Linked DNA regions of Homo sapiens: all the other regions are linked to region 2. Evidence: chromatin loops called from intact Hi-C (ENCODE). Cell type or tissue: sigmoid colon. All regions are shown on one strand. Region 1 overlaps ROBO1 (roundabout guidance receptor 1). Region 2 overlaps ROBO1 (roundabout guidance receptor 1). Region 3 overlaps ROBO1 (roundabout guidance receptor 1).

What was found. Peaks named below come from ENCODE experiments on the same cell type or tissue, not always from the same donor. Only the 100,000 strongest peaks of a DNase experiment are listed, where the experiment ranks them.
Region 1: a loop joins it to region 2, with 4 times the contacts of the local background. A loop is called at or near these places in 3 of 110 quality-filtered maps.
Region 3: it touches region 2 in a loop (5-fold over the local background); 4 of 110 quality-filtered maps call a loop at or near these places.

What each region holds. Positions count from the first base shown.
Region 1 is chr3:79,494,672-79,502,671 of GRCh38, forward strand. All of the region lies in intron 2 of ROBO1 (roundabout guidance receptor 1), which reads right to left. Among named protein-coding and RNA genes, the nearest start is that of MIR3923, 9.2 kb to the right of the region's middle. In sigmoid colon, a CTCF peak has its summit at 3,043 (motif pointing left); no DNase peak of the experiment used is centred here.
Region 2 is chr3:79,029,350-79,037,349 of GRCh38, forward strand. All of the region lies in intron 3 of ROBO1 (roundabout guidance receptor 1), which reads right to left. Among named protein-coding and RNA genes, the nearest start is that of MIR3923, 470 kb to the right of the region's middle. In sigmoid colon, a CTCF peak has its summit at 3,574 (motif pointing left); no DNase peak of the experiment used is centred here.
Region 3 is chr3:79,365,553-79,373,552 of GRCh38, forward strand. The region is part of intron 2 of ROBO1 (roundabout guidance receptor 1); the gene reads right to left. Among named protein-coding and RNA genes, the nearest start is that of MIR3923, 140 kb to the right of the region's middle. In sigmoid colon, a CTCF peak has its summit at 4,037; no DNase peak of the experiment used is centred here.

The sequences.
Region 1 (8,000 bases), 470 kb after region 2:
AAAGAAAGCACTTTTGGCATTAACATAATTGGTTTCCACAAAAAAAGTGTACAAAATGAAGAACGAATAGAAAACAATTTCAAGATATAACAGAAAAAAATATTAAATGAGTATTTGAATCCACAAGTTGAAAAGAAACAGTTACTGCAGGAAAAACTGATGCAAAATGATCACTGAGTCAGATATTCTCAAGACTAATTTATCCATATGACCCCTAATAGGGAGGCTTCCGATAATGATCCTACCTGAAAATGCATCAGCGCTTACACCTAATCCAATATTTCTACACTTTGTTTTACTTTCCTCTAAAGAATGGATCACCATCTGACATAGATAGATTGACAGATAGGTAGATAGATAGATAGATAGATAATTTGTTTATTGCCTCTTACCCTGATTAGAATGTATACTCTGAAAGCCAGATTTTTAAAAGCATGATTATATCTCTAGATACTATATTTAGTAGATGAGTATTTAATAAGCATTTTTGAACAAATAAATGTAATTTAATAAATAATCATATGGTAATTGGGACAAAGAAAGAGCAGATCTCATTCAAGAGGGCAATTCTTACCTATCAGAATTCTCCAGAGTAACAATCACATAAAGAGGGGCGAACAATAACAACAGTAATTCAAAGTGTACTCTGACAATTGGCTTCAAAGTATAAAAATAATAGACAAGAGTCACAAGAATACTTGGGGAATATGTAATTCCTTCTTGAAAAGAACATTTTTGAAATACATAAAAAAACCCAGAAATGAAAATAAATGTTTCAAAAATGACATCCTGAAAAAGATCTATTTAAATACATATCTAAGGCTAAGCAACCATATGGATTATGGTTACAGAATTAAATGGAAAGTCTTAAACTTTGACATTAAAATATTTATAAAACTAATATAATTAAGACATAAGGGGGAAGTGTTATGTGGAAGGGTGCTGATTTCTGCCATTCATTGTTGAGAGTTGATATTATCTAACTTTGATACATGCGGTTAAAATGATACTTTCCAAAACTTCTTCATAATCTTATATATTAATTTTAGAAGTACTATTGAAAATGAACATTTCTTTCTGTATCTCTTTTTCCTTATATCTCAGTTTATAAATCAATATATTCTTCTAATTTTCTGTTTTGCTAACATCAATATCTATTTCGCTAACATCAATACCTCAGTTTCCTCACTTATGAATGGAGATAAAATAATAGCACTTATTGCGTAGGGAAATAGGAATGTTAAAAAATGACATAGGTAGGCCAGGCACAGTGGCTTACACCTGTAATACCAGCACTTTGGGAGGCCAAGGCGGGTGGATCACCTGAGTTTAGGAGTTGGAGACCAGCCTGGCCAACATGGTGAAACCCCGTCTCTACTAAAAATACAAATATTAGCCAGGTGTGGTGGTACGTGCCTGGAATCTCAGCTACTTGGGAGGATGAGGAGTGAGAATATCTTGAACCTGGGAGTTGGAGGTTGCAGTGAGCCAAGATCACACCAATGCACTCCAAACTAGGTGACAGAGCAAGACTCTGTCTCAAAAAAAAAAAAAAAAAAAAAAGACTCGTAAAGCACTTAAAACCTCTTACAGGTATATTCTTTCTATGTATATAATATGTAAGTAAAAACGATAGTTTATCTGGATTGTGATTTGACAATAAAAAAAAACAAATCTTTGCTGGTTACATTTTTGGTATAATGCTGCGCACCCATCTTTTTTTGAGACGGAGTCTCGCTCTGTCGCCCAGGCCGGACTGCGGACTGCAGTGGCGCAATCTCGGCTCACTGCAAGCTCCGCTTCCCGGGTTCACGCCATTCTCCTGCCTCAGCCTCCCGAGTAGCTGGGACTACAGGCGCCCGCCACCGCGCCCGGCTAATTTTTTGTATTTTTTTTTAGTAGAGACGGGGTTTCACCTTGTTAGCCAGGATGGTCTCGATCTCCTGACCTCATGATCCACCCGCCTCGGCCTCCCAAAGTGCTGGGATTACAGGCGTGAGCCACCGCGCCCGGCCGCACCCATCATTTTTATACCTATCAAAATAGCCTTTAAATGTAATATTATTAACTCAGTAAAAATTATGGAGAAAATGTTACTATTTCATTGCAATAGGTGACAATTATGTCCATTACTGTATAATATCTGTCATAGGGAATTAAAGTATACTATCACATATGTAAATCATTGTTTCTAAATATGATTGCATTAAAATGTACATTATCATTTTCCAAAACTGGTTGTTTATCTCTTCCCAACCTGTCAATGTTGCTTTGCTCTCTTAAGAAAAAGTTATTTGCAAACAAAAGAAGATAAAACATTATGCTCTCTCTAACATCGCTGTCTCAGGGACAACTACTCATATTTAGATTTTTTTAAAGTGTAAATATTAAAGAATCTGAGGAGAAGCAGAAGGTAAGAGAGGACAGGCTGTAGTTAGGGTGATGTTGCTTGGAAAGACTTAAAGAAAATGGCGATGCTGCAAGTTTCAAGCAGATTCTATTTCTCAGAAAAGATTGAGAATTGTTCGTCTGATACACATTATTTAACCAGTTTTTCTTTTTAAAATGGTCTCTGAGAATGTGTAATGAACAAATGCTTTTATTTTGTCAAAACTGAATTTCAAATTTACTACCAACATCTCCCAAGATTTTTTATTTTATTTTTCGTTAACCTGTAACTCCTTAACATATTTATACTTTAAAACACATATGAAATTATTTGATTTAAAAACTCATTACATATAAAATAATATCTTTTTTGTTTTGTGTTTTGTCTTCTTGTAATTATGGTAACTGGAAAAGTATTGATTAATTGAAATCAGAGCAACATTCACAATATTATCTTTTATAAGTGAGACAATATTCACGAAGAACCACATGTGCATCATAAAAATAACAATTAATGCTGACCGATGCTAAATATTAAGTAAATGACATTTATTGATGAAAAAAGATTAAAATTTGATTATCCCCCTTGAAACTGCGAAGGGACAAAAATCTTGGCACATGTTGCCCTCTAGTGGAACTTTAAAGATAGGCAGTTGAATTATATTTTGGTGCTTTCAATATGTGCAATTCAGTTTACTATTACAATTTTAAAAACAAATTAATATTTTTCTTTTAAAACGGTAAGTACTATAAAATCTTTTCAATTAATTTGTTGTAGTTGATAGGTTTGGTATTTTTAAAAATCAAAAATTTGAAAATAAAAATAAAGTGTCTCATAGCCATTAAAGGCCAAGAAGGTGTTGTTAGTCATATAATCATATAACAAGAATAGTAGAAATAATAAATAGCTCAGGAATATAATTTTATTTGCTTCGAATTTTTGCTGAGCAATGTTACCTAACCTGATTGTATGAAACTATCATCGAATCTCATCTCTCTACAATTAGAATGACCAACACAGTATTTTATGAAAAACGATAATTTGAAAAGCTTTTACTATCAACAAATAAGAACCAGTGTTCACAGAAATATGAAAAAATAATTTTTCAAAAGCATTTTTGTCATCTTTTGATTTGCTTTTCAAAGAAAACATTTTATTGTATTATATCTGTTATTTTTTATTTTATAATTTCAATACATATTGATGTAGATCGATTTTCCTAATTTATACCGCCATATGGAAGAGGTGTGAATGCATGATATTGTACAAAATACAAAATATATTCTATTTACGGTAGGCACTTAAAACTATGTTATTATAAATTCAACAGTTTGCATCATTTGTTGATTCTTACTTTAATATTACTGTTGCTTATCTTTTACAATACCTAATTTAAGCATATATAGGTTTAAGATGAGAATCTTATTTCTGTAATTCGACAGTATACCTTGTCCTAAAAAACAGTTTAAAAATATGGTAGCGCAACTAATAGTATAAAAAATATGATTTGTGGCCGGGCACGGTGGCTCACGCCTGTAATCCCAGCACTTTGGGAGGCCGAGGCAGGTGGATTACCTGAGGTCAGAAGTTCAAGACCAGCCTGCTCAACGTGGTGAAACCCCGTCTCTACTAAATATACAAAAATTAGCCAGGTGTGGAGGTGGGCGCCTGTAATCCCAGCTACTCGGGAGGCTGAGGCAGGAGAATCACTTGAACCCGGGAGGCAGAGGTTGCAGTGATTGAGCCATTGTGCTCCAGCCTGGGCAACAAGAGCGAAATTTCACCTTTGCCTCAGAAAAAAAGAAAAAAAAAAGATTTGTGATTCCACTTACCATATGAAAAATTATAAAATGAATATTTAGTCAACTATATCCCTTGTTTACTCATTAACAAATGCTTACATTTCAAAACCATTCTTTAATTTTTTAAATTTTTATTAACTTTTGTGTATGTGATGGAATTTTGCTTTTGTCGCCCAGGCTGGAGTGCAATGGCGAAATCTCAGCTCACTGCAACCTCTGCCTCTCCGGTTCAAGGGATTCTCTTGCCTCAGCCTCCTGAGTACCTGAGATTACAGGCACGCACCACCACGCTCAGCTAATTTTTGAATTGTTAGTAGAGACGGGGTTTCGCCATGTTGGCCAGGCTGGTCTCGAACTCCCGACCTCAGGTGATCCACCCACCTTGGCCTCCCAAAGTGCTGGTATTACAGCCTTGAGCCACCGCGCCCGGCCCAAAACCAGTCTTTAAAAACAATTTAAGCTGGCTAAGTCTATCAGAAATTATAAAGTAATTAAAAATAGTCCTAGGCTATTTAAAGAATGCTAAATACATCTGTAAAGCAAACTAAAGCTAAATGAGCTAAAATAATACATAAGACAATTAGTCCAACCTGTAGGCTATTTTTGTTATTTCTTATAAATATTTCAATTTCATATTTTACATTGTGGTATATACTGTCTATGGATTAAACAATCACAACCTTTCCCCTTATTCAATTTTTCCCTTATTCCTTCAAAACAATGACCACAAGCAGATCATTAAACACAGAATAAGATTCGAAACTTCTTTTAAAATTAAAACATTAACAGAATAAGAAAATAAATATTGTGTTATGGTAATGTGAGTTTTGTCATTGGACATATCAGATAATTTACACTAGGTACAAGAGGCAGCTTTTGTAGCTACCAGTATCTCCCGAGATTGGGAGATCTTTATTAAGACCTTCATTAAGATCAATGACTGGGCAAGTTTTAATTTAATTAATTAATTGATTGATTTTATCTGTTGCCCGAGAGTGATGGGGCGCAATCTTGGCTCTCTGCAACCTCCGCCTCCCTGGTTCAAGCAATTCTCATGCCTCAGTCTCCCGAGTAGCTGGGATTGCAGGCGTGTGCCAGTATGCCCGGGTAATTTTTGTATTTTTTACTAGAGATGGGGTTACACCGTATTAGTCAGGCTGCTTTCAAACTCCCGACCTCAGGTGATCCACCCACCTCAGCCTCTCAAAGTGCTGAGATTACAGTCGTGAGCCATCCCATGCGGCAGTAAGTTTTCTCTTTTTTTTTTTTTTTTTTTTTTTTTTTTTGAGAAGAAGTCTCGCTCTGTCGCCCAGGTTGGAGTGCAATGGTGCTATCTCAGCTCGCTGCAACCTCCGCCTCCAGGTTCAAGCGATTCTCCTGTCTCAGTCTCCGGAATAGCTGGGATTACAGGCATGCGCCACCACGCCAGGCTACTTTTTGTATTTTTAGTAGAGACAGGGTTTCACCATGTTGGCCAGGCTGGTCTCGAACTCCTGACCTCAGGTGATCCACCTGCCTCGGCTTCCCAAAGTGCTGGGATAACAGGCGTGAGCCACCGGGCTTGGCCCCAGCCGCAAGTTTTAATTTGTCCTCAGTGAGGTGCTGAGCTCCATTGTTGTTGATGTCTTTCTTGTTTTCCTCTTTCATTGCTCCTGTGACGCACCTGCCCTTGCAAGACTGTCACCGTGCTTCTCCCTCTATCATCCTGTCCGTGAAGACCTGATGACTCCTCTTTACTAATGAGAATTCAAGGTCTACTCTTCAAAGCAACCTCTAGGAAACGCCTTTTTCATTAATCAATTTTCAAGTTGAGGAGGACAGAAAGGAATGATATTAGCGAAGTACATGGTCACATAAGCTTGAGAAGCTCTGGGTGCTTTCCATACTTGCCTACTTACCACTTTTTCAGAGAGGCTAAATTTAAATGGGGGATAAAGGGCTAATATATCATCTATTCCAATACCGTATGCATTTTAGCAAGGGGGACCTAGCAACACAATAAAGGTGTGATGTGAAATGTCAAACCAGCTTTGTTACGTTGGCATATTCAGAATATAACCTAACTCTCTTTCTCTCTCTCTCTCTCACATCACCCTTTCCTCCCCCACCATCACTCCTCCACCTCAGATGAGCCTTCCACACCCCTCACCACTCACTCACACATTTAGCAAGATCTTGGCTGGTCAAGTTTTGGCAACACCATACCTCTAAGGCAGGGTATGGCAAACCATGGAGTGGACCTTCACCTGTTTTTTATAAGTCATTTTTTATTGGAAAACTATCACACTCATTTGTTTATCTATTGACTATGGCTGTATTATTTTCAAAATGTTGCTGTTCTATGGTTTTTGAGATGTAGTAACAGAGAATGGATGGTCCTCAAAGTCTAGCCAATGTTTGCCTACCTCTGCCCTACAGAATTTTTATTTTCTTAACTAGTTCACGAAGCACCACCTCAATGACTTTTTCACTGACCCGGCACCGTTCTAGTGACCCTGCTTTTCATCTTTCAGAACAGAGCAGAGCAAAAAGCTATTTCTTGGCATTGATGTCTTCTGAGGGAATAAAATATTAAATGCAAATGTGATTCCATGACTACTAAAGCTAGTAATGGTGATGACCCTTAGAAAATGAGTGTCTCTATGCCAATTTGTTCATTCTTTCAGTGGAGAGAGCAGCTCTGCAGATCAAACTGAGGTGAAAGAGAATTCTTCAACAGGGTTGCCTCCCTAGCTATCAAAGCTTTTAGAATAAACCAGAAAAAACTTTGTCATGCATCTGTCAAATTCAGTTAAAAGATTAGTTTTTTATCCTGTACTGATTAAATTATTTTTGAAGTTAGGCAAGAAATCTTCGTAATCCCATGATTACATCCACAAAAGGCTTTTTTTAAAAAAACAAATCTATGTCAAACCAATTCCTATTATTCTTAAATCCATCAACATACATGCTTCCAAGGCCATGTGATCTCCACTTATGAATAACGGCCAGTATCAGTTTTGACTGTATTGAACAATGTCCCTCTTTATTTTAGTCCAGGAAATGTGTAGAATTGTTTTTGTTAACAACACTATACTGAGATTAACAGCTAAGGCTGGACACAGTCGTTTGAGTAAGATAGCTCTAACTGTAACATATATCGGTGTAGAGAAAGCTTAGGCCTTTCCTTACCTTAGTGGAATGAGGCTAGCAAAGCCCACAGGAATACAAAGTGAGAGGTGACAGCATGCTGGCAGCCCTCGCAGCCCTCACTCGTTATCCGCGCCTTCTCGGCCTTGGCGCCCACTCTGGCCGCGCTTGAGGAACCCTTCAGCCCGCCGCTGCACTGTGGGAGCCCCTTTCTGGGCGGGCCAAGGCCAGAGCCCGCTCCCTCAGCTTGCGGGGAGGTGTGGAGGGAGATGCGCGGGCGGGAACCGGGGCTGCGCGCGGCGCTTGCGGGCCAGCGCGAGTTCCGGGTGGGCGGGGGCTCGGCGAGCCGCACTTGGAGCAGATGGCTGTCCCCGCCGCCCGGGCAGTGAGGGGCTTAGCACCTGGGCCAGCAGCTGCTGTACTCGATTTCTCGCCGGGCCTTAGCTGCCTCCCCGCGGGGCAGGGCTCGGGACCTGTAGCCCGCCATGCCTGAGTCTCCCCCCGCCCCTTCCCCACCGCCATGGGCTCCTGCACGGCCTGAGCCTCCCAGACGAGCGCCATCCCCTGCTCCACAGCTCCCAGTCCCATCCACTGCCCAAGGGCTGAGGAGTGCAGGCGCACAGCGCGGGACTGGCGGGTAGCTCCACCTGCCGCCCCATGCGAGATCCACTGGGTGAGGC
Region 2 (8,000 bases):
TTTTTTGAGATTAGTAATTTTGTCGCTTTAAAAAATCAGATATTTATCTGGAAAACCCATCTGTCTTAAATAATGGTGAATATTTATCAGTTTATTTTAACTTATACTGGAATGTAGAGAACACTTGACAAAGTCTAATTAATAAACCACATTGTCCACTACACTACATTCTCTGATCTTGCTCCCCTTAATATTTTCCAATAATAGTAACTTAAAAGTTGGCAATGCATACAGAGATGTTTCTTTAGACGTGTATATTTCCTAGAATATCATTAAATGTGCTTTAAAGGTAGAAGCTATGTGATTAAAGCACGAGAACACAGTTTGAAGAATTTGCCATTTGGCCCATACTTCCCCTGGGTAACTCCAATTTATCTTTTAAGTTTCAGATCAAAGTCTCTTCCTCAGGAAAGCCTACCTAGACCTGCCATTTTCAGCCTTTCTTTACATATCAGATTTCTGTGTGATGATCCTAGAACAACATTGACTATTTCTCCATAGCACTGATCACAAATAATTGCTGTAAAAATATATCTCTTAAGCCTGTCTCTTCTGTACATCTTGTAAACGCAACAGTGGAAGTAATGACTTGCTTACCAATGGTATTTTCTCTCTTCCCAAAGTACATTAAGCATTGTTTTGTGTTGGCAATTTTGTGTAGTATACTAAGTTTTGAAAAACACTTAGCTAGACAAAAAGTATGATCAAGAAGAAAGTCTATTTGCAGATTGCAGATATCTGGGCATTCATGCTTTTGGCATTTCATCTAACTATCCATTTCCTAATGGAAACCGGCAATTGCTAAAAAGTTTACTCCATTTCAGTATTTTCAACTAGGGGTGATTCTACCCCCTTACTGTAATCCCTCCCCATTGACATTCTGCAATGTCCAGAGACATTTGTGGTTGTCACAGCTGGGAAGAGGAGTGGAGGAGGTGGTGAGAAGGTGGTATAGGCATCTGGTGTGTTAAGGCAAGGGATACTGCTAAACATCTTCCATTGCATAGGACAGTCTCCCTCTCACAACAAAGAATAAGCTTGCCCAAAATGTCAATAGTATCTAGACTGAGTAACTCTGCTCTAGTTAAACTTTAATATACACTGGGGAATGTTTTGGTTTATGTAAGGATTATATAAGATGGTGGGCATGTACCTTATGATTTGGGTACAGTTAGGCTCTAAAGTTATTAGTCAAGCAATGCTGTACCTACTATATGGGAGAGTACTGTAAATATTTATTATAAAATTCTATACAAACATCTTCAAAGCATTACTAAATGCTTATACATCTTCATAAAGAAAATGCAATTACATTCTTCTAATATGTTGTCATCTAGAGCTTTATATAAAGAGGCAATCTTTTTCCAATATGTTATTTATTTATTTTTTTGAGATGGAGTCTCACTCTGTCGACCAGGCTGGAGTGCAATGGTGCAACCTCAGCTCACTGCAGCCTCCACCTCCTGGGTTCAAGCAATTCTCCTGCCTCAGCCTCCCAAGTAGCTGGGATTACAGGCACGCACTGCCACACCCAGCTAATTTTTGTGTTTTTAGTAGAGACGGGGTTTCTCCATGTTGGCCAGGCTAGTCTTGAACTCCTGAACTCAGGTGATCCACCCGCCTCTGCCTCCCAAAGTGCTGGGATTACAGGCGTGAGCCACCATGCCCGGCCCCAATATGTTATTTACCTTCATGCATACTTGAATTCAGTAGGGTAATAAAGGTGATATGTGATGGTAAGGCAGAGTGCACCATTGAATCGGCATGGACACTTAGCTAGATGTAAGCTATTGAGAGTTAATCAAAACATTTATATGGTGATAATTTCTAAATGCTACCCAAGTTTACATGATGAAATGAGAACTAACAAAATTTTGCTTTTGTGTGGATGTGGCTTTGAATGAGTACAGTAAATATAGTCTATTGATATGTTTCAGTGTCTTGTTAGTCATTATTGAATATATATGTGTACTTTGAGATTTCTCCAGGAAAAAAACCACATGAATAACATGTATTATTCCTCTTCCAGTGATCTACAAGATAAAGGAATATCTCAGGCAACTTAAAAGTTAGTTTACTTAAACTTGCTCTTTGGAGCAGGAAAAATAAAATGCTTAGGTGCATATGTAGAATAATAACGAAGCACAATGTTCATTTCTAAAATGTGTAAGTGGGTAAGAATACAAATGTCCATCTCTGTCACTGACTAGCTGGGTGATGGTGGGTAAGTTTCTTAATATCGCTAGCACCTATTCTTTTTATATTAAGTGAAGAGCATAATAGTTCTCCCCTTCTAGGGGTTTTGCAAGGATTGAAACAAGTAATACACATAAAGCGCTTGTAACGGAATTAGCAATCATCAAACATTAATTGATTATTATTATTGTGATTTCATCGTGAAAAAGAAAGCTCAAGATTAAGTTTATAGTTAGTAGTAGAAAACTGAACACTTTTTCAATTAATAAGGGAAGTCATATAAAGATTGTTGCTTAAAAGATTGTTCAGAAAACCATAAACACAATTTATAACACTTCTACATACAGTACTCTTCTAAATAATTCAATTTGATTTTATTTAGGGAGTTTGCAATTAATATAGTATTTTTAAAACCCAATACTCTTAAACAATAGTGAGATGGACACACAGGCTTATATAGGGTATGAAGCCAAAAAAATGAAAAGGACATATTCAATGTATATACTTATGTGTCATGAAATGAGCTTTCTAAATGCTTACCTATTTGTGTGTAGATAAGGCTTAAGAGAGGGAAACAATAGCTTCTAGAATGAAAGAATCATAGTTGTTTAAAGCTAGGAGGTCCAGACATTCCCTGACCTTATAACAACGATATGTATTGAGCAAATTATTTTTTAATACACAATACAGGGTACATAATATCTTCAGAACTAATTTAACATTGAGAGAAAATATTACATTGTTCTTTAAATTAGATTTTTATCAAGATTTTTCTTCCATTGCACATTATACTAAATCCCACATAGTTTTTGAGAAATAGATTTCATTTGTCCATCATAAAATGATTTAAAAATGAAAAATAATATAATAAATTTAACTTAATAAATTAAGTTTAGAATGGGTATACTAATGGATGCTTAAAGTAAGTACCAGTAAACCATTTATTTGCAAAAACTTAAGATGAGAAGTTTTCTTTTAGCTCAGATAATTCACTTACTACCCTTTATGAAATGGCAATAGAATCTCTCTCTATAGAAACTTCTTGAAAAATACAAACATTTGTAGTTTTTGAAATGTTCTCTAAAGATTGGATAACATTTACCACTATGCTATTTCCTAGTTTTTTATTCATGTACCCGTGGACTAATTTCAGATAATGAGTTCACTATAGTCATAATAAATTATCAAAAACATAAATCAAAAACTCAAGGGGTGCACATACACATACACATCCTATTGAAATAGAAGTTGATAGCAGGTCTCTTTAATTTATGTTCTTATCTGTTCATAGCAGAAAATCCCTCCCCTATGAAATGTTTCAATTGGTTGAGGATGTTTAGTACACAATGCTCTATTGCCCTCTGCTGGCTGGAAAATGAGAAATAAAAACTTCTGTTCATTAACTAGATGGGACCTTAGAAAATTAAATATGGAAGATGACACAGCTCAAAATAATAAAACAATATATTAGAGTGGTAGAACATTAAAACATGAATTTTAAAAAATATTCTCACAAATTTCAAAACTCCTAAGATTTTAGTTTTTGTATTAGCTGAAAAGTTGATTATTTTACATAAACCTAAACACTCATTAATTCAAGATAATACAATTACATAATTTTAAAGTGATAATTGCAAGTCTCATAATTGTCCAGGAATTCTGGGGATTTTCCAACAAGATATGTATGGTCCAATTGTTGGCACATTTGTGGAATATTTTTATAATATTATGATGTCTCTAGTGTGTTTATTTCTTTAAAGTAATACTTCTACCTAGTTGAAAGAATATTCTTAGCATTTTTACATAAAATTTAAAGAGTTATTTACCAATTAGAGTGACTTATTTCACATTTTTCATTCTCTGTTGAAGCATTCTTTATATATGATTCACACATCACTGAGGAAAACCAACATTGTTATATAATGGTGTGTAAATTCTTTAATGAAAACAAAAGTGATAATGCCCCAAGGAATACAAAATGCATACAGCAATTAATCCACCTGGTTTGATTTTACCACTACATGCTGCTTTAATGCTTGATTACATTTATTTCAAAAAGATTTCTAAAGAATATCCTTATCATCCAGGGCAGAAGATACAGACTTTATCATTAGGGTGGCCTTGCTGGTTTTTCTAAAATGCACTTGGGTTAAAAGTTTAAAGCAAAGCTGTCATTGTTTTTTCAAAATCTTGACTGGTATTCTGAATTTGTGATTTATTTTATATTTTCAATAGTTCATCTCAGCTACAATATATATTAAAATACTCTGGTCTTCATTTCTCAAAGTGCTTTTTCTGGAGCATTTGTAAAACTCGAGCCATGGTTCTTTGAAATAGGATTTTATCCCACCGGCTCGACCTTCTTATTCTACCCTCAGAACTAGTGTCTATTACAAATCAGGAGCATAATTTTTCACTATGGCTTCCCTGCCAAAACAACTGTCAATCCTTTCAAAAATTTCTGGAGCAAATAGTGCTTTATAATTTACTCTAACTACCTCTGATCTAGATTGTATTCACATCTCAAACTCTCCAAGAATGTATTTTCAGTCAAATCTTTAAATCTCTTGAGGCCTTTGGTTCTCCATAAACAGAGGAAAAAGTTTCATCCTAGAAAATACTATTATTATAACAAAATGATGTAAACATATTTTTTTACTTCCCAATTCACAAGTGAGGTTTAAAAAGATGCCCTTTGCCTTTACAGTTATTCATATTTAATACTCAGAATTTTTTACAGTTTGTATCTTAAGACTCAGGAACATAGAAAAATGAGATTCACAGAGATGAAAAACGTCTCCACATTTACACAGGATGGCCTGTTAGTCAGAAGCCAGGTCTGCCTGACTTCTGGTGCATGGTCTTTTTATGACCCTTTGTAGTCTCTGGGAGTGAAGAACGAAGGAGGGAAACCATTTGTATTAGAATTATAAAGTGATCATGCCCTTTGATATAGTATTTCCAACTCTAGGAAGCTAAGGAAATATTTCATATATAGTAAAAGATGTCTATGGTGGTATTAAAACAACGTGGGAATAAAGAGGATAAAACTAGAAGAGGTCTAAATTTCTAATAAAATAACAAAGAACTTAACAATGGTATGTTATTAAATTGAATATTACAGTCATTAAAAATAATAACTGGGAGCTACTTGAAAACTTATGAGTTGCTTAGGATAAAATTAGCAATCTAAATCTTACATTTTATGTAATTAAAATGGAATACATAAGTTTATAGGTAGTGACAAAAAAGGTGTCCTGTGTGTTATTGGGTGAAGGAAGTTGTGAAGCAATAACATAAAATCCAGGATACCACATTAAAAAATAATATATATGTCCTAGAATATGTGAGCCCAATTTTGTGTAATATATATCAACTTTGTTGGTGAAACAGACAATAAAACCAGTAATTTTTAAAGTATATATTTCCATACTATTTAAGTTTTACAGCATGTGTTACTTTTAGAATAAAAATAAGAAAGATACAATATTTACAGAGTTACTAGAGTTATGTTGAAATACACCAAAATAGCAATCGTTGGTATCTTAGTGTGAGGAATATATATTTTTATTTTCCTAAATTTAAAATGTTTTCAGTATGTTTATATTTATTTTTATTGAAAAATATAAAATGAGTATTATAATAATAATTAAAGCTCTTTTCAACTTTTAAGTCAAGTCTCTTCTATTTCTTCGTTTGGAGAATTTTTATGAGAACTATTGTTTTACTTTCCTATTTTTGCAGTAGGCAGCAGGCGCTATTCATAAGTAACTCCCTCAGGTAGGTCTGTCACTTTTACGGATCTAACTTACTTTGTTAATTTCTATGGAAATGTTAAAATAGAAAGCTGGCTTGACTGAATTATTGACGATATCCATGAAAGAATAATGAGAACTGGGTGAGGTGGCTCATGCCTGCAATCCCGGCACTTTGGGAGGCCCAGGCAGGAGGATCACTCGAGGCCAGGAATTCAAGACCAGCCTGAGCAACATAGTGAGACCTCATCTCTACAAAACAAAAAAAACAATTAGTGGGGCATGGTGGTGGTGAATGTTTCTAGTCCCAGCTACTCTGGAGGCTAAGGTGGGAGGATCACTTGAACTTGAACCTGGAAGATTGAGGCTGCAGTGAGCCAAGACTGTGCAACTGCATTCCAAACTGGGCAACAGTACGAGACTTTATCTAAAAAAAAAAAAAGCATTAATAAGAAAAAGATTACCATATCATTCTTTTAATTGAAAATTCCCCAATTTCCAAAAGAAGTAACTTGAAATTTAGCTTTTGTTAAACAACTCGAAAACTTGTTTACTGCACAAACAAAACTATCTGGGACCATTAAAAGTGTTTAACTAAAGGACTCCACAGTTTTCAAGCATCTCAAGTTATTTAGAGATATGTTAACTTATAATTAATATTTTAAAAAACCATCTGTTTATGTACTTATTAAATATCTTCTTTAAAATTGATGAGGCAACATGTTCATCTCTTTATAATATAACCACAATATTTAGAAATTGCAACAAATTTTGACATGGGTTAACAAATTAATCTAACTTAATGGGAGTTTTCTATAGAACTAGAACAAGATATCAAAGTTTATGTCCTTATACCTCGCTTTCTAAATGTTTATAAACATAAAAAGGTTAATCTTTTTCTCTTTTTATTTTCCTCATCTTCTCTTTCTTTTCTCTTCTTTACAAGTCTGTAAATAAATGATCATTTATATAATCAGTATATTTTATCTTTATTTGGATGAATTTTGCCTTAAATAAAAAGCAAGTGATGTGAATTTATTCATCTTTTCCTTTCCACTTGATAACCACTGGTCTGGTTCTCTGTGGCAGAAAGAGCTAAATATTAACTTGCCTTAATTTTAACATTGTGTCAGACAGAGTAGAATATATACTGCCTTTCATATATAAACATCTTTTAAGTCTCATATCCAAAGAAATACTTGCTTTTGGAAGGAATCTTTATGTAGATGGTCTTACACAAATTTATTAAAACCACAAACACTTTATATCACTAAGATATAAATCAGATAATGATGTCAATATGTTCATAAGAATACAAGCATAGTAAAATTATCAGTTTCCTTTATTCTTCCTTTCTGGAAAAAAAAAGAGATATTGACTGGGAGTTTTATAATGACCCAAAGTAAAGAAGGTCTCTGTGTGCCTCAAATTCGATATTTTAAGTTGAAGTCAGCTGTTAAGAATTACTGAATTATCCAGGGCAGAATCTGGGGTATGGCTCACATTACACTATGCTGGATATGAAAAGTTGAACACACAAGGGGTGAAAACTTTTCAGTGATTAAAAAGTCCTGTGGGATTGAATTTTTAGATTCCAGAGCAGCACATAAAGAGAAATGTTGCAGATTCTCGAGTTCTCATAGCAAATTGTGTCTATAAATCGATGACGTGTTTCTGAGGAAACCTAACAGGATGGCTCTAAAGAGTATATATAAAATTTCTTTCAGTTCTCATGGGAATGAAAATTAAACCTTATGGATGAAAACAAATACCTAACAAAGTTGAGAAACTGATCACATCTAGATTTCAAGCAGACTAGCAAATAGGGTGGACACAGTTGGCTATTTCACATATTTTCTCATTTGTTATCCTTTGAAACAAAATTTATTGATGCTTTCAGAATTAATTTTAATTAACCAAATGTGTTTCTTAAATATTCTAGGTATTCGTTAGAATACAATGACACTCATCAAGGGCTTCTCTGTATGAATATACCATGATTTCTTCAGCCTTATTACCTATATTTCAAATAATTCCTCTTCCATTTCA
Region 3 (8,000 bases), 340 kb after region 2:
TATCAACTTGCAGCTGCACTTCTATTTTTAACTCTCCGTGTTAAAACGGTACTACTTTCCCAGGGCCGGGCACGGTGGCTTAAGCCTGTAATCCCAGCACTTTGGGAGGCCGAGGCGGGCGGATCACGAGGTCAGGAGATCGAGACCATCCTGGCTAACACGGTGAAACCCCGTCTCTACTAAAAATACAAAAAATTATCCGGGCGTGGTGGCGGGTGCCTGTAGTCCCAGCTACTCGGGAGGCTGAGGCAGGAGAATGGCGTGAACCCAGGAGGCGGAGCTTGCAGTGAGCCGAGATCGCGCCACTGCACTCCAGCCTGGGCGACACAGCAAGACTCCGTCTCAAAAAAAAAAAAAAAAGAGTACTACTTTTCACTGAGGCTTCTCCCTCCACTTTTCCATTGGGTTACATCTCTTCCAGACTTCTCAGGACAGGGAGTTTTTGGTTATGCACTCTCATCCTTGTATGTTTAATTCTACCTATACAAAGCCTTCCTACAGAGATGCTGACTCCAGAGTCAGGCAGACCTGGAGTTCTTTACTAGTCTTAGTATTAAGACTTAGCAAGTGGGGGCAAGATACTGCCCTCTAAACCTCAGTTTTCTTACCTGTACAATGGGAATAATAATAGCACATACCTCACATGATTAGGGTGATCGAATAATGGATGAGGAAAATTTTGGCATGAAAGATTTGACAAAGTTTTGCTGTTTATTACTCTTCCTAACAGGATTCAAGGAAGCCTATTCATTGGGAGTATGGGAGGGCAATAGTTTTTCTTAAACTCAATGCCTCCATTTTGTATTCTTGTCTGACTTCATTCTTCTGATTCACCATGAAACTACTTAAAAGAAATGTACTCTTCACCTCTAACCCTGTTTCCAGCCTCCTCTTTCTGACTTTGACATTCACCACTCTACTGCAAGTCCTCATAAAATTCACAACTTCAGCTCCATGTTAAAAGTCCCTTATCTTAGTGCTCTCTTGGCAAGAGAGCAATGTTTTATATGCCCTCCTTACTCATCGCCTCTCTTTTCTTGGCTCTCTTGGACGCAACTCCAAATAGAATGCCCAGCACTTGGCCGGCACAACACAGGGCACATAACGGCCACCAATAAATATTTGTTCAATGATTTAATTAACACATGAACGAGAGTTCCAGGGTCACATTTGCCAATGATGTTTGCCGAGTTTTCAATCCTCTCGACGTTCACTTCCCTGAAGAAACAGCTGGAATCCTAAATTCCTTGTAAGGTAGTTCAGTTCATATTAGATTCCTGCTAAAAGGCTAAAACCACATTAGTCTCTTAAGAATATTCTATATTAAGGATGTCTTAGAAACAGGGGGAAGCTCTTAAGTTTACATTATATAGCTTTCAGAGCTATTGCACTTGGTCAGAAATAGGAAACAGAAATGGTGAGGCACATTTCCATGAAAGCTCAAATTACACTATTTTGTAAAGTTTAAAATCTGCCCATCATTATCCATAAATTGCAGCTATACATTATAATTATTTAATCTACATTTCTTGTTAAACATCTAAATTATGTCACTTCACCAATTACAGGAATTATGTGATTAGGTGTAATTATCCTAAATAGCTGAACACAATTAAAACATCTTACATGCAGGAAGTGTCATACATAGTATGTTATTTTTTTTTTCTCTTGACTCACTGTCCTTGGTCTCTATCAGAAGGAGTTAGAGACTGACTCAGTTTGAATGGAATCAGGGAATTTCCAGCTTTCAAGTGACCACTGGCTCAGGGGCCACCTACAACAATTCCTTTCTGATATTAATCTCATTTTCAGACAATTTCTGCAGTTAGAATTCCCTGAAGCTTATCACCAATAATATAAAGAGCAGCAATGCTGACTCTGATATTTTATACTGCTCAAGGGTCCAAAAGATCTATGCAAGACTGAATTGGAAGATTATATTCAGATTTCTCTGCTTAGAAGATCCCCCACACAGTTTGCCTGACTACTGTCTACCCATCGTTCGTTAAAATGTGTTTCAGACAGTCATTCAACCTTTCAACCTCTTGATTTTTCCATCTATAAAACATGGATGATTATAATAGACAATAAATGTGAATAATAATAGTACCTCCCTATTATCAGTTTCAGCACATAGAAAGTACATATTACTCCTGAGTTCTCAGATTAAATCATTGCTTATTCAGGGGCCCTGAACAGCATTTTTCACTTTTCTCACAATTTGTAATTAAGTATTACGAGTTTCGTAGCTTAATATCATTTTCCTTTATTAAGCCATACATTTCATGAAGATATACAGGGATCGTGCTTGTTTTGTGCCTAGCATACTGCTTACACACAGAGAATGCTGAGTGAATGAATGAGTGATGAATGAATAATAGGTAGGTTTTTTTGTTTGTTTTGTTTTGAGGCAGAGTCTCACTCTGTCACCCAGGCAGGAATGCAGTGGTATGATCTCCGCTCACTGCAACCTCCGCCTCCTGGGTTCAAGCCAGTCTGGTGCCTCAGCCTCCCAAGCAGCTGGGACTACAGGTGCGTGCCACCACACCTGGCTAATTATAGTAGAGACAGGATTTCATTGTGTTGGCCAGGCTGGTCTTAAACAACTGGCCTCAAATGATCCGCTCACCTCGGCCTCCCAAAGTGTTGGGATTACAGGCGTGAGCCACTGCGTATGACCTCCTTTGCCTTTCTTTTGCCACAACCAGATAGTGTTTTTTACAGTTGCCTGATAAATTCATTCATGCTAGAGTCCTAGAGACCCTTTGTTTAGATCACAAGAGAGACTGCATGGAAAATAATTTTCTAAAAATAACTGCAAACTACTATGCAACTAATTGATGCTATTACTACCATCTGCGCATTAAAAGAGAGTAGACTGCCTGCAACCCACAGAAACAGCAACTCAGTGGGCTCAGGGACCAGCCCAAGGGGTGGTGAGGAAGTTTTCTGGGAGCTCAGAGCTCCCAGCTCTGAGCTGTTAGGTACTACAAAACAACCTCCTAAAATTCTGCCAGGTGTGAGGCTATTATGCCTGAGAACCAGACTTTCCCTAACCACAGGAACTTGTTCTGTTGCTACAAACATCCACTTCACGTTCTTCCCTCAGGCACCTTCTTTAGCTTGTCTCACCCTGCTGCTGCTCCTTCCTCTCCCACATTCTACTGTTTTAGAGTATAGTTTAAACTACCTGCTCTGACTGTGGATCCTTAAATCCGCTTGCACCTTTTTTGCTCTTCTGTCTCTCAGAAAGAAATTAAATGCAGGCGGGACCTGCTTTTAGGTACTTAGATACCCCCAACAGATCAAAATCCTGATTGTTTTTACATGATGAAAGAGTTTTTCAATAAAATTTACAGCAGCAATTCTTTAAGTAACACCTGCTCATTAGTGCATTTTAAATCTGATTTGATTAATAAATGTTTAAGGTATGCACAAATTTGCAAAGAAACACTTATTGTGCATAACCAGTACCTTCAACTATCCTGTCAGTTCATATGATAACATTCACAAAAGTCAGCTTCTACAGCTTATGGGGCAATCTAAATAGTGGGAAAAAAATGAGAAAATATTGTTTTGTGTATACATCATCAAAATGAACAATCTTAAACCAGTAGGACTGGTGAATTTTAAGACAGAGAGAGCCACAAAACTCAATCCAGAGAGATACTGTCTTTTTCCTTCTTCCTGCTTTAAAATTCAGCAAGCTGTAGCCAATCTGCTAATCACATAGAAATCTAAATCCCTCCTGTGGAAAAAATAAACATGGGCACAACTCGAATAAGTTCCATGTGTAAAATCCCTTTGGCTAATTTACACAAGCAACTTCCTTTACACAGTTTGGGAAAAGTCAGCTATAAAACTGTCTTCTTCTCCTTCCTAACTACACTCTTGTTCTAACCTTATGTAATTCTCATGAAGGGAGCTTAAATAATCATCCTTCATATTGATTTTAGCAAGTACAATGAGAAAACACCCATTTTCTATTTGCTACATAGGTCTGCCCTCTGTGGGTAAGAGAGCAAACTTCTCAGAGAGTCTCTTATTGAAAGGTTAGATTTTGCTGGACCAACATGTGTACAGTTTCATGATCCCTTTACTTGCAAATTTTAAAGAGGCTTCTTTCTTTTTTTTTTTTCTTTTGATCTTTAGTCCCAAGTGAATGAGCAGATTTCTGGTCTAATTCTAACATTATGCCATTGCAGAGAGGAAAGATTATTGCAATAAGAAGAAAGTATGCTACTTACTGGCCTTAAGTACGTTCAAGTAAAACTGATTCCTTCAAGAATAATAATCTAATAAATTTGCAGTTCTAAAACTTTTGCAAGTAGTTACTAACTTGAAAGTCTGACAAAAATATAAAGACATAAGAGAAACATTTTAAGACCTGATAGAAGTGAGAGATAACCCTGCCATGCTTAATATTTTGAACACATAGAAGTTTATATTCTGTATTTTCCATGTTTACATTTCTTTTGAAGAAAAGGAAAATAACTTTATAAAACCTGATGTTTAATAGTCTCTTTGGGCAGTGGCTCATGACTGTAATCCCAGCACTTTGGGAAGCTGAGGAGTGTCAATCACTTGTGCCCAGGAGTTCGAGACCAGCCTGGGCAACATGGTGAAACCTCGTCTCTATTAAAAATTGGAAAAAAAAAAAAGCCAGGAGTGGGCATGTGCCTGTAGTCCTAGTGACTAGGGAGGCTGAGGTGGGAGAATGGCTTGAGCCTGGGAGGCGGAGGTTGCAGTAAACTGAGATGGCCCCCCTGTACTCCAGCCTGGGTGACAGTGAGAACATGTCTCAAGTAAAAAAAAAAGTTCCTTTAAAACACAACTAACTTTTTCATGTTATTCTCCATATATATTCTCCCTTTATATTCACAAAACCCTATGCATGGGTAAGACAATTATTATACAACATCCGTGTGTTTCTGATATGCAAATACAAACTCAGTAGGCTCAATGACCAGCCCATGGTCATCCGTCCACAACATGGGAACCCTGGGATTGATATTCATGTCTTGTACTACCCTAATTCCTTTTCGACTTCTTTACTTCTTCAACAGGGTGTTATGATGTAAGTTATATATATATATAAAAATGTTATCTATAATAATGTATTATATATATATTATTTAAGTTCTGGGCTAAATGTGCAGAATGTGCAGGTTTGTTACATAGATATATACATGTGTCATGGTGGTTTGCTACACCTACCACCCCATCATCTAGGTTTTAAGCCCTGCATGCATTACATATTTGTCCTAATGCTCTCTCTCCCCTTGCCCCCCACCCCCTGACTGGTCCCAGTGTGTGATGTTCCCCTCCCTGTGTCCATGTGTTGTCACTGTTCAACTCCCACTTATGAGTGAGAACATGTGGTGTTTGGTTTTCTGTTCCTGGGTTAGTTTGCTGAGAAGGATGGTTTCCAGCTCCATCCATGTCCCTGCAAAGGACATGAACTCATTCTCTTTTTATGGCTGCACAGTATTCCATGGTGTATATTGCCACATTTTCTTTATCTAGTCTATTATTGATGGGCATTTGGGTTGGTTCCACGTCTTTGCTATAGTAAATAGTGTTGCAATAAACATATGTGTGCGTGTGTCTTTATAGTAAAATGATTTATAACCCTTTGGGTGTATAACCAGTAACGAGATTACTGGGTCAAATGGTGTCTCTGGTTCTGGACCCTGGAGGAATTGACACACTGTCTTCCACAATGGTTGAACTAGATATTAATATTTAATCAACCTGCCAGATATAGCTTCTGGAAACATATTTGAATACCTATTTCCAGAAGACAGAATTTAAAGTTTCAAATAAATATAAGATAATGGACCCTTTAGAAAATTTAGAAACCGGTAAAAGAAATGAAGGTAATGTGTAGTTATATTCCATTTACGTAGTAGATGGAAAGTGATGCACAACAGAAACAGAAGATAAGGCAAGCCAGGTTATTCATAGAAAATATAAAACTGGCTGAGGAAATTTTGAATTTACGTAAAGACACAGAATACCAAAATGCACATGTAAACATGCAAAAAAAAATGGTTCTTGAAGGAATATAAAGTGCGGAGGGTAATATATAAACATTGAGGATGAAGAAAGTATGTGAGAACAAAATAATGTATTTTGAGACTGTTAATGGACTGAATATTTGTGTCCCCTGAATTTGTGCAGTGAATCTCTAATCTCCAAGGAGGCAGAATTTGGAGATCTGGCCTCTAAGGAAACAATTAAAGTTAAATGGATTTATAAGGGTGGTGCCCTCATCTGATAGGATTAATGTTCTAGTGCAGTGGTCCCTAACCTTTTAGGCACCAGGGACCAGTTTCTTGGAAGACAATTTTTCCACCAACTTGTGGGGGATGGTTTTGGGATGAAACTGTTCCACCTCAGATCATCAGGCATTAGATTCTCATAGGGAGCAGGCAACCTAGATCCCTTACATGTGCAGTTCACAATAGGGTTTGTGCTCCTATGAGAATCTAGTGCCGCAGCTGATCTGACAGGAGGCAGAGCTCAGTGGGTAATGCTGATTCACCTGTCACCTGCCACTTATCTCCTGCTATGCGGTCTGGTTCTTAACAATCCATGGATTGGCACCAGTCCACAGCCAGGGTGTTGGGGACCCCTGTTCTAGCATTCTTTTTTTTTTTTTTCTTTTTTTGAGACAGACTCTTGCTTTGTTGTAAGGCTGGAGTGCAGGAGCACGATCTCAGTTCACTGCAACCTCCGCCTCCCGGGTTCAAGCGATTCTCCTGCCTCAGCCTCCCGAGTAGCTGGGATTACAGGTGGATGTGCCACCACACCCAGCTAATTTTTTTGTATTTTTAGTAGAGATGGGGTTTCACCATGTTGACCAGGATAGTCTCAATCTCTTGATCTCGTGATCTGCCCGCCTTGGCCTCCCAAAGTGCTGGGATTACAGGAGTGAGCCACTGCGCCTGGCCTCTAGCATTCTTATAAGGAGAGATGTGGGAGTGCTGGCTTGAATGCTCACGTGCTCTCTCTCTCTCTTTCTCTGCCTTCCCCCCTACCCCTCAGAAAAATACATACACACACAAAAGAAGTCATGTGAACACATAGTCAGAAGGTGAGAAGCTGGCCATCCACAAGCCAGGAAGAATGCTTTCACCAAAAACTGAATTTACCAGCATCTTGATCTTGGACTCTCCAGTTTCCAGAACTGTGAGAAAATACATTTTTTTTTCATTATTTGAGTATATTAATGTGTTAGCTATAGCATATCATATAACATGTAAAACATAGTCTATAGAAGCATTGTATACTAAAATATAGATGGTATATTAGCATGTTGTAAAAACTAGTATTTTTTTTTTTATCTTCTTTTACATTTTTTATTTTAGTTTCGGGGGTACATGCGCAGGTTTGTTATATGGGTTTATCAGGTAATACTGGGGTTTGGGTTTCTGTTGAACACATCACACAAATAGTGAACCAGAAAACACATTTCTGTTTACTGATGACTTCTTTATTTTTGAAACGACCCAATCTGTGGTATTTTGTTACAGCAGCTAGAGTAGACAGAGGCTGCAGTTGTGTTTGATACTAAGCTTTAGGTTTACTTAAAATACAAGTTCTAACACTTTCATTTAAAAATCTGTTCCATATTTGTAACTACCAAGAAGTAAAGCTAATGATGTCTACTTAAATGTATTTCATGCTTGAAGTATCTATTTCATTGTTAATATGTAAAACACGTTTTTTTTTTCCTTATGTGTAATCTGTGTGTCTCTTGAGGGGGTTCCTTGTCTACCCATTATTCCTTCACTTTGCCTTATTTCTGACCCAGAATGTATGCAGCAGATGAACTAATGTATTAATCTCTTTTACAAGACTTTGAAGACTGCCCTAATTCTAAACAGCTTCAATAAAATGGGGCTAACACTTCACAAATGTTTCTCTATTATCACACCTAGCAAGCATAGCTAGTCAACAAGCTGTGCTCCTCAGATACACACAGAAAAACTGAA